2 separate regions of the Mus musculus genome follow, and region 1 is linked to region 2. A link is a contact called in ENCODE Hi-C data. All regions are on one chromosome and are shown on one strand. Each heading gives the region's core, a stretch centred on a gene start or an enhancer-like site at or near the end of the contact. The rest is flanking DNA. Distances are from core to core; before and after follow the strand shown.

Region 1 (4,431 bases), core at 1,027-3,526, about 21 Mb before region 2:
ACAAATGGAAGAAAGGAGTGTCCAGAAGTAGGAGCATGACAGAGAGGTGACCATGTGAGAAAACAAGAGCTCCAAAGTGCTTCCCCAATCAGCCCCCCACGAGCCTGAAACACACACACACACACACACACACACACACACACACACACACACACACACACACACACAAAACAGGATGTGAATGCGAGCTTTAGCCTGGCTCAGTCTTGGGAGTACAGGAAAAGGTCCTCCTCCAGGCTCACCACAGACATGTTTCCTCGATACACAGAGACAGACAGACAGACAGACCCTTGGGGATCTCAGCACAGATGCACCACCACCCATGAACCACTACTGATGGCAGAAAGTAGGAGGGACCACATCTGACTCCTGGTCACACCACACACACTTGTTGATGGATTGGTCAGAAGATCTGGCTCAAGGCCGGCTCCAGCATGTCCTGTCTTTAATTTGTGTGTTCAGAGTTTGGCTTGTGTCCAGACTGGGGCCTTTGCCTGTTCTTTCCAAGGTCAATGAGGAGCAGGAGTCCTAGGCCTGCACTTGGGAATGGGGGCTCCTCCAGCCTTACCTGCCACCATATCAGATGCATCTCAAGGCCTTCTGAGCAAAGAGCTACCTGCTATCCCTGGGCTCCAAAAGGCCTCATCACAGTACAAGTAACCCTTGTCCCAAACCCACAGCCACCCTCCAGCCTGCAGCTTGACCTTCCGAATGGTCTGCCTCAGTCCAACTGCAGTCTGGGGGCAGACTGCCTTCCACGTCCTCTGTATGGGCTCTAAATTCCTACATACCCTCACAGGAATGCACCTGAGCTGCCACAGGGAAAAAAAAATCCAAACAGATGCCTATTTCTCTCTCTTTAGGCCATGAGGGAATTATGGGACATACAGCCTGAAGTAAAGAAAAGTAGTCACAGCAGCCCTGAAATGGACTGAGGAATTAGCCAGACCCCCTCTCATGCCAAGGTGGTCCAGAAGGCTCTGGGTTCCTAGAACTGAAGCTCCACTCCCTAGCAGCGAGGGAAATGCCATCGCCATCCCCTTCCTGCGTGTTTGCTCCTGAAGATCTAGTTCCACGAACTGGTGCCTGGTCCCTTGCTCTTGCTGACAATATGATCCTGCTCCCAGTAGTCAGCTAGCTACTGCAGAGCCTGGGCCTTTAAAACAAACATCAGGGGTCTCGGAGGGGCCCACTACAGCAACCCCACTCCCACAGCGATTTTCCCCCACAGGCCCTGCAGGGCGTTTCCTTGTTAGACCACCAACCCCCAAGCGTCTCTTGGTCAACCTCTCCCCGAGCCCCGGGGAAAGACTATCCTTAGGATAGTCCTATAGCCGTAGGGCTATCCTTTTAAAAACAATGCTAAAGCTTATCTCTATTGGGGGCACAAACTAAATTGATCCCTATCTTATCTCCGCAGCTCATCCCTCAAACGCCCTGCAGACTGTAGAACCGAGTTCCCAAGAGACCCTCCAGCATTTCTTTCCAAATCCACGTAGGCGCTTTGGTCCGACCTGGAGACAGGGAGATCGAGCTCTGGGGGATCTCTGGCCGTAGTGTCATTCGTGCCCCTGAATGCCTCTTTCTGGCACCAGAAAAGGCTGAGACAGCTAGGCCGATACTCACTGAATGGTCTACAATAATGTGCTCCAAGCCACGGTCCGACACTTGGATGGAGCAGAGAGAAGCGTAGGCAGCCCGCGGCGGCGGGAGAGGATGGGCTCCGACTCTGTGCCCCGCGTTGGCCCTCGCTGGCTTTGGGTTTGGCAGAGCACGCGGCTCCTGGAGACCTCTGGGCTGAAGGAGGGGTCCAAGGGCCCCGCTGGAAAAGGGTCTGGCGCTGGGCGAGTGCGGAGCAGAAGGACAGGCCAGGAGTGGTCCTTACCTGATGGCCTCGGGGCTGGTCGGGACTGCTGGGCGCAGGGGCTGAAGGTGCAGGAGGACGCGCAACCCGCGAATCCGCGCCCAGAGCCGCACTGGCTGGAGCGTGTGCGCCGCGGAGCGCGCGCCGAGCCTGGTCTCTCGGTGCGTGTGGCCGCGAGCAGCCAAGTCTGTGTGTCCCTGCGCCGCGGTGTGTGCGTACTGCACAAGGGACCGCGCTGCTCCAAAGTCGCAGCCAGTCGCAGTCGGGAATCGGAGCGAGGCGTCCCTCGTCTCCTTTAGCCCACCCTGTGCCACTCGACCGGCTCTGTCCTGCGGGAGAGGCGCCGCCTCTGCTGCGCAGCCAGGCCCGGGGCCGAGGGAGGCGATAGACCACCGCCTCCCCGGCAGACCTCGCAGGCGGGGGGTGGGGTGCAGGCCAATGAGAGCCCGGGGGGCGGGGTTAGGCCGGGGGCAGAGATGGGGAGCTGGATGAGGACCACCGCGCTGACACAAGCCAGAGCTGCAGCAGGGACCCAGGGCGCGGAGGCGGAGGTAACAGCCCCCCTTTCCCAGTTCTGTCGCAGAGCTTCCGGGCTGAGTTGTGCCTTCCTCAGGGCTCACCACCTTTCTGTCCAACAGCAAAACATCCACTAGAGAAAGCCCTCTCCCTCTCTTCTCTGTGTTCCAAGCCTCCTCTGGCAACCTGCCACCTGAGCAAGTCCCTGGCCCTCTTTGGGCCCTCCTCTGCTCACAGTCAGGGGTCTAGAAGGGATGAATTGCAGGTGCCTATCTAGATGTCCTCGAATGTGACACCCCAGAGAACACCTCTATAGCCAGAAAAGGAGTAGAGGTGCTTACGGGAAGTCTGTTAAAAATAAATGAGACTGCCCTGCCAGCTCTGGGAGTTTGGGTGTGCGGCCTGATGTTTCTGAGCCTCCACTTCTTCACCTGCACCACATCGTTTCTATTTCTGGGCTCATGAGAAGAACAACATTGTGTAGGAACAGTCTGTGTGCCAGTAGCAAACTTGTACTAGGCTCATATATTCACTGATGCTAAACAAATTACTATTGTTGTTGGTGATATGGTGTACTCACCCTTCTTCTGGTACAATTTGATAAGCAGGAGCTTAATGAGCAGAACTCAGTCAAATAAGGTCACAGTGCCAATATCCTGCCACCTCCAGTTTGGCATAACTGTGTCCAGTCACAGCATCCTGAGTTCTTTGTATCCCCATCACTTAGTCTCAACTGGCTTCTGTCATTGCCTGTTCAGGCAAGTTCTGAGCCACCCTTGATGTGTGTCCTTCTGAAGAACCTTCAAGGAAGAAGAGGGAAGGAGAAAGAACTTGAGCCTTTTGTTAGCAAGGTCAGTCTAGCTGAAAACAAAAGGACAAGGAGATGGAGAAGACCCATGAATGGGAGCCACACAGAACCCTAACTGGTAAGACCTACATGATCATTTTACATCCGACTTCACAATGAAAACAGAAAGGCTAAGAATAGGAAGCAACCTGATGCTCCAGAAAGATGTATGGAGTGTCCTATATACAGACAGCAAGTTTATGATTCCCCACTTAGTCCAGGAAGCACTGGTCACCTCGTAGACAGCTGGCACTCGCTTGTGTTCTTTCAGGCCATGTTCCAAAGGAAGAGCAGTGGAGAATATGTCTTCTCTCTTAAGAGTGGTCAGGACCCCCTCTAGGGAGAGTACAGCTAGACGCTGGGCAGAAGTCAGCAGTCAATCAGGAGCAGCTCTAGAACGCACTGCATCTCTCTCTGGTCTGTTTTCCCAAACTGGAGGTCAGCTTCTCTACTTGGCCTCCAGCCTTGATGTAGGACGGATCAAATGAGATGTCACCTGTGAAAGTACTCTGCAAACTGCGAGACATTCAAGGGGAGGCAGGGCTGTTGATAGCCTCCACATAGGAAGTGGAACATGAAACATGGGACATTGGCACTAGGGGCTGCCAGGGAGGGGGAGATGCAATCACTTACCCACAGTAGATCAGATCACTCCACTACGGGAATCCTGACGCTTTGAGTTTGTGCATCCAGTTCCTGGCTCATTACATACTGCTGGTTCTTCATGTCTGTGTCTGGGAACCAGAGCCCTGCTTTCTGTTGTGTGTTAGCAGGTGCACATCATGGAATATGAGAAAGACAGTCATGGTGGGTGTCTTCCTCTATCCAGGCAACCAGCTGTGCAGAAAGAAATGAGACATTCATGTAAACCCACATGTCTTCCCTTTGCTTCACAGCCTATGGCCTGAAGGTGAGTCCCTGGCAGACTCCAGGTAGAGGACAGTCAGACTTACTACTTGTACCCAACCTAAGAGCCAGGTATGCCTGAAGTCATCCAAGAGCGATGCTTTTTCCTAGTTGATTCACCTCACAGGAGCACAAAGATGACTTACCAGACCCCAGCAGATGAATGTGTTGTGAGTTATGCCCTCCATCATTCTGTAGGCCCAGCATGGGCTTCTTTGTCATGTGCCTGACTCGGGGATTTGTCTCTGGCTCTCCTAACAAATGTGTTCCTATGAATAAGAACTACACCAATTCTGGT
Region 2 (4,745 bases), core at 1,332-3,831:
GGTTAAGAGCACTGACTGCTCTTCCAGAGGTCCTGAGTTCAATTCCCAGCAACCACATGGTGGCTCACAACCATCTGTAATGGGATCTGATGCCTTCTTCTGGTGTCTGAAGACAGCTACAGGGTACTCGTCATATAATAAATAAATAAATAAATAAATAAATAAATAAATAAATAAATAAATATTAAAAAAAAAGAAATGTGTTTATAAAGGAAATAGTCTGACCAACGGTATCCTCTTTTGCTATGCTTTCTTCCTTTCTCAAAAGTAGTATGTCTTCTCCTCTTACTCCTTATTAAACTTGTCATCAAACATTTACATTGTATGTAAACTGCTGTTTACACACTTTGTGTCTATTTTTGTTTTAGCATCATTTCAAATACACTCTTTATTTATTTATTTATTTTTAAAACAGGGTTTCTCTGTATAATAGCCCTGGGTGTCCTGGAAATAACTCTCTCTCTCTCTCTCTCTCTCTCTCTCTCTCTCTCTCTCTCTCTCTCAGGCTGGTCTCAAACTCACAGAGATCTGCCTACCTCTGACTCCTGAGTGCTAGGATCATCTTCTTCTTCTTCTTCTTCTTCTTCTTCTTCTTCTTCTTCTTCTTCTTCTTCCTCTTCTTCTTCTTCTTCTTTTTAGATTTATTTATATGTAAGTACACTGTAGCTGTCTTTAGACATCTCAGAAGAGGGTATCAGATCTCATTACGGACAATTGTAAGCCACCACGTGGTTGCTGGGATTTTGAACTCAGGACCTTTGGAAGAGCAGGCAGTGCTCTTAACCGCTGAGCTATCTCTCCAGCCTACTTTATTCTTCTTTAAAGAAGGATATGATACATGCCCAATAAATTTTATAAAGATTATGGAGGCAACAACAGGAGTTACCAGGAGACTATTGTAACAGTGTCTCATCTTTAGTGCCATGATTGATAGGAGAATTCCACAGGTGTGCCTTTCTACATTTGACTGGCCCAGGCAAAATACTGTGTTTTAGAGGGTCAAACATACTTAGTTTATTTTGCAATAACAAAGCTTTTGCTACGTAGTGCATTTCCCTAGCTGGTGATGACTCCTCTGTGATGCCACCTGTCAGTAAAGACGCACACTTCGGTGGTGGTGGTAAGGCCTCTTTTATCTTTTGAGAAAGGATCTCGTTTAGCAACCAGGTTGACTACAACATCTCGGTCCTTTCCCCTTTATTTTCTTAATGTCAAGTAAAGAGATGTGAGCTGCCACACAGAGCAAGAGCATCACTTCACAAGACATCAATCAGCTCTTTGTGTTTGGACCCAGGAGGTTCAAAAGGCAGAGAAGTCTCTATGCCAAGAGGGATTTCACAGAGGACAAGTGGTGGGCGTCAGGTCACCTGTTATCTTACACAAACCAAATCCCCAGAACTAGACTCAAATTCAAATACTATTAATTAGAGAAAAAGTACACCAGAATTTCCACATGCCACCAGTTGTGGGGATTGGTTTTGTTAATAAAACTCAAGTGGAAAATATCTGTTCTTTATAAATTTTCCCTGGGGTGGGAGTGGAGAAGTGCCACTTTTTAAGAGGGCACCGACTGGAAAATCACCAGAATGGGATTTAGAGAGGTGGGGTTCCTGACTCATTACCTTGCAGATGCAGTTGTCCCTGTTGCGTAATCAGGGGGCAACTGGAGCATGACCCAGCAGAAGGAGACTGGAATGAAACAGACCATCACTCAGAGGGGTGTTGGACGAGTGCCAAAATTGCCGTCATAGTTCTTGGGGCAACTCAGATTATTTTAGGAAAAGTCTTTTGTTTTTCTACCTAATACAACTGATTTATTTCGTACCCCCTAACATGGAATCATTGCTGTATGAGAATGGACTTTTCCTACTATGGGATTGTTCACTTTTTTGTTCTCTGACTTTTCACTTTTCCTCCAGAGTTTAGCCAACTTATTATACTGGAACCTTCCGCTTAAGAGTCTTACTTTCCAAAATCACTTATGTGTGATCCAGAGATGAAACTTATGGGAGATCATAGCTTAACGGTTATGGATTTTTGCATCAAGTCTTGTTGAACCAGACTAAACATGTTCAGACACCGGTAGTGGTAGAAAGGTACTACAAACGGGTATTTCGTAGTTCTCTGCAAAACCGGTTGCAATCATTTTAATAGCGGGGATGGGAGTGCTTAAGTACACCTGAAATTTAACTTTTAATCTAAGGGGGGGGGGGAACGCTCTTAAATACACCTGACGCCTATCTGCTCCATCAGATTCAAAGCAAGATGTGTAAGATTCCAGAAGAGTGTCATTCTGAGATTAGAAAAGACACAGACGTCTTCTTCTGGGCTCGAAAACGAAACCAAAACTTCTCCCCAGTCTCCTTATCTCTAGTCTGCTGGTTATTTTCAGAGCTTTCCGTCTGGTGCTACAACAGCGGGCAAACACTGCCACGTGGGGCGCAAGCAGAGCAGCTGGAGAATTCCGTGCCGCTAGGACCTAGGGAAAGAAGCATCCTCGCCGACCCCTTCAGAACCGCGGCATCGACCAATCAGAAGGATCCGTCTCTCAGCCGTGCAACCAATGGCAGGCGTTCTTTCTACAGGCCGTTGGGGCTATTTAAAGGTGCGCGCCCGAGCCAGCGCTGCACATTTGCCGGTCCGGGTTTGTAACGTGCAGCGATCATGGCCAGCCATCTGGAACTCAACAACGGCACCAAGATGCCCACCCTGGGCCTGGGCACCTGGAAGGTAGGCATGCATCAGGGTGCGACCCGCCGCCCGCTGGGTGACCCTGAGCGGCCTGCGCGGAGCGGGGCTCGCGTGGCGGGGCCTGTGAGCGTATCTGGCTGCGGCCCGGCGTGTGGGGCTTCGGGCGAGCAGCGCTCGAGTCCGCGTGGGCGCCCCAGGTGGAGACACACCCACGGTGACCCGGGTGAGAGGGATTGAAGCAGAGCCCTAGATTTGTCATCTGGCACCTGTGGCGCCCCAGCCTCACGAGTGAATTGACCTCACTTGGCGCAGATGTTGCCCTCTCGGGAATGAGCCACTTGGGCCAATGGGCCTGAGATAATTAAATTAGCAGGCGAGAGCTTGCCAGGAACCAGCTTGTTTCTCTGTCCTCTAAGTCTCTGAGTGCAGTTCTTAATGGGTGCGGAACTCCTGGAGAATTAATCTGACTTCCGCGTTGCTGGGTGCCACCCACTAATAAGAAGACTTCAGGCGAGATATCCCCAAAACCTCAACACAACACAGCAGAGTTGAGAAGAGGGCCAGATACATCATAGTGAAATACAAAAAGAAAGAACCGATATTTAAAAACCAAAAATTATAACTGATTTGATTATTTGGCAACTAAGGAACCAATTTTTGGTGTTATTGCTGAAGCAGAAAAACCTAGCTCTTAAGCTACTTGCAGGGTAGTTGTATTATATATTATAGACCGATGCTGTGACCTCGATCTTTAAGAACCTTGAGTATGGTGGACCTGGGCACTTAGACACAGTGAAGGTAAGAGAAAATCAGGTAGGGTTGAATTTAAATGGTTTGAAACCAGACAGAGTCTGTTTCTACCCAAACTACAGTTAAAACAACGGGTAATGCAAATGGAGAATAAGAAACAGGTCATAGACTTGTCTTTCTCAGAACGTGTATCTAAGCCAGTAGATTAGCAAGTGCGGCTTTTGTTTCCTTACAGAGGGTCCTTGGTGACTGCAAAGGTATGATTGAATTACAACCGTGATACCAGGTTGAATTCGGTGTGGTGGAATGATAAGAAAGACGGTTTCCCTGCCATAGCAAACACAGCTACTGGACACAGCACACACAGGCACATGTAACTACAGTAGTTTTATAATACATGACCCAAATTATGGGTAGGATGATGATACTTTAATTCTGTCCCATTTCTCCAAAAACCAAGCTCATCGCTTTAGAAAAATCGTCTCATGGGCCAGCATTTTGAGATCAGTTCTGAGATAAATAAGGAGTAAGCATTCATAAGCCAGTGGCTAGAGCGCATGTGACAGCCTCAGAGAGCTGGGTGTTTGTTTAAAATAACATACATTTGTATGTATAGATCGTTTTGGTTTCTTCTCAGACATTTCTGTTACTTCCCACTGTGCCTGGATCTCAGAATGGATCCAAAAGTCATGTTGAGTTAGGTGGAGGTGAAGAAAATGTCCGCCTGTGTCTCGGGGCCCGGGGAGGTTGGGGTAGAGAGTGTGGAGGGACAAAGGGTAGCAATGGACATGAGGACAGTCCAGACTTCCAGATTTCCCTTCCTTGCATATGTGATGACACAGTATAGTATAGTCACTGTGATGGTCACAGAGGGTGTGTGGATGCGGTTTCTTGTTCTCATGGAACCACATCTGTGTCTATGTGGTACCCCACAAATCACAACAGGACTCTGACAGTCTGTATGATCCACTCTTCGCTTGAGGGAGTCCGTTTCTCCTGGAAGGTGAGGATTTCAGGCAGTTAGGAGGCACTTTTCCTTGCATCGAGTTTCTTCCTGGCTAGCTTGCCTGCCCTCGGGATCCTAAATGCACGCTAAATATACAGTAAGTATTGTATTAAAATACTGTTTTAAGTGTTGTATGGTCAGGAGGCCTTTGAGGCAGAGCTGACCGGATAGAGATCAGGTCCTTTTACTGATAGTGTTTTGACCTGGTTGAAAATCTTCAGAGGACCTGGCCATTGCCTCTTCTACACATAGGCTCGGACTGTTGCTAGGGATGGAGGGAGGGACAGCTGTGTTCTCG

What was found. Hi-C counts contacts between places; a loop is a spot of excess contacts on that map.
Region 1: a map of T-helper 17 cell shows a loop between it and region 2 (24-fold over the local background). The contact joins the promoter of Adcyap1r1 here to the promoter of Akr1b3 in region 2. A Hi-C loop is called at or near these places in 3 of 37 maps with a recorded cell type or tissue (T-helper 1 cell, T-helper 17 cell and regulatory T cell).

The regions. Positions count from the first base shown.
Region 1 is chr6:55,449,823-55,454,253 of GRCm38, reverse strand. It overlaps Adcyap1r1 (adenylate cyclase activating polypeptide 1 receptor 1), which reads right to left and starts at 2,276. Exons shown (of 17, transcript NM_007407.4): 1 at 1,886-2,276.
Region 2 is chr6:34,315,325-34,320,069 of GRCm38, reverse strand. It overlaps Akr1b3 (aldo-keto reductase family 1, member B3 (aldose reductase)), which reads left to right and starts at 2,581. Exons shown (of 10, transcript NM_009658.3): 1 at 2,581-2,730. The coding sequence starts at 2,665.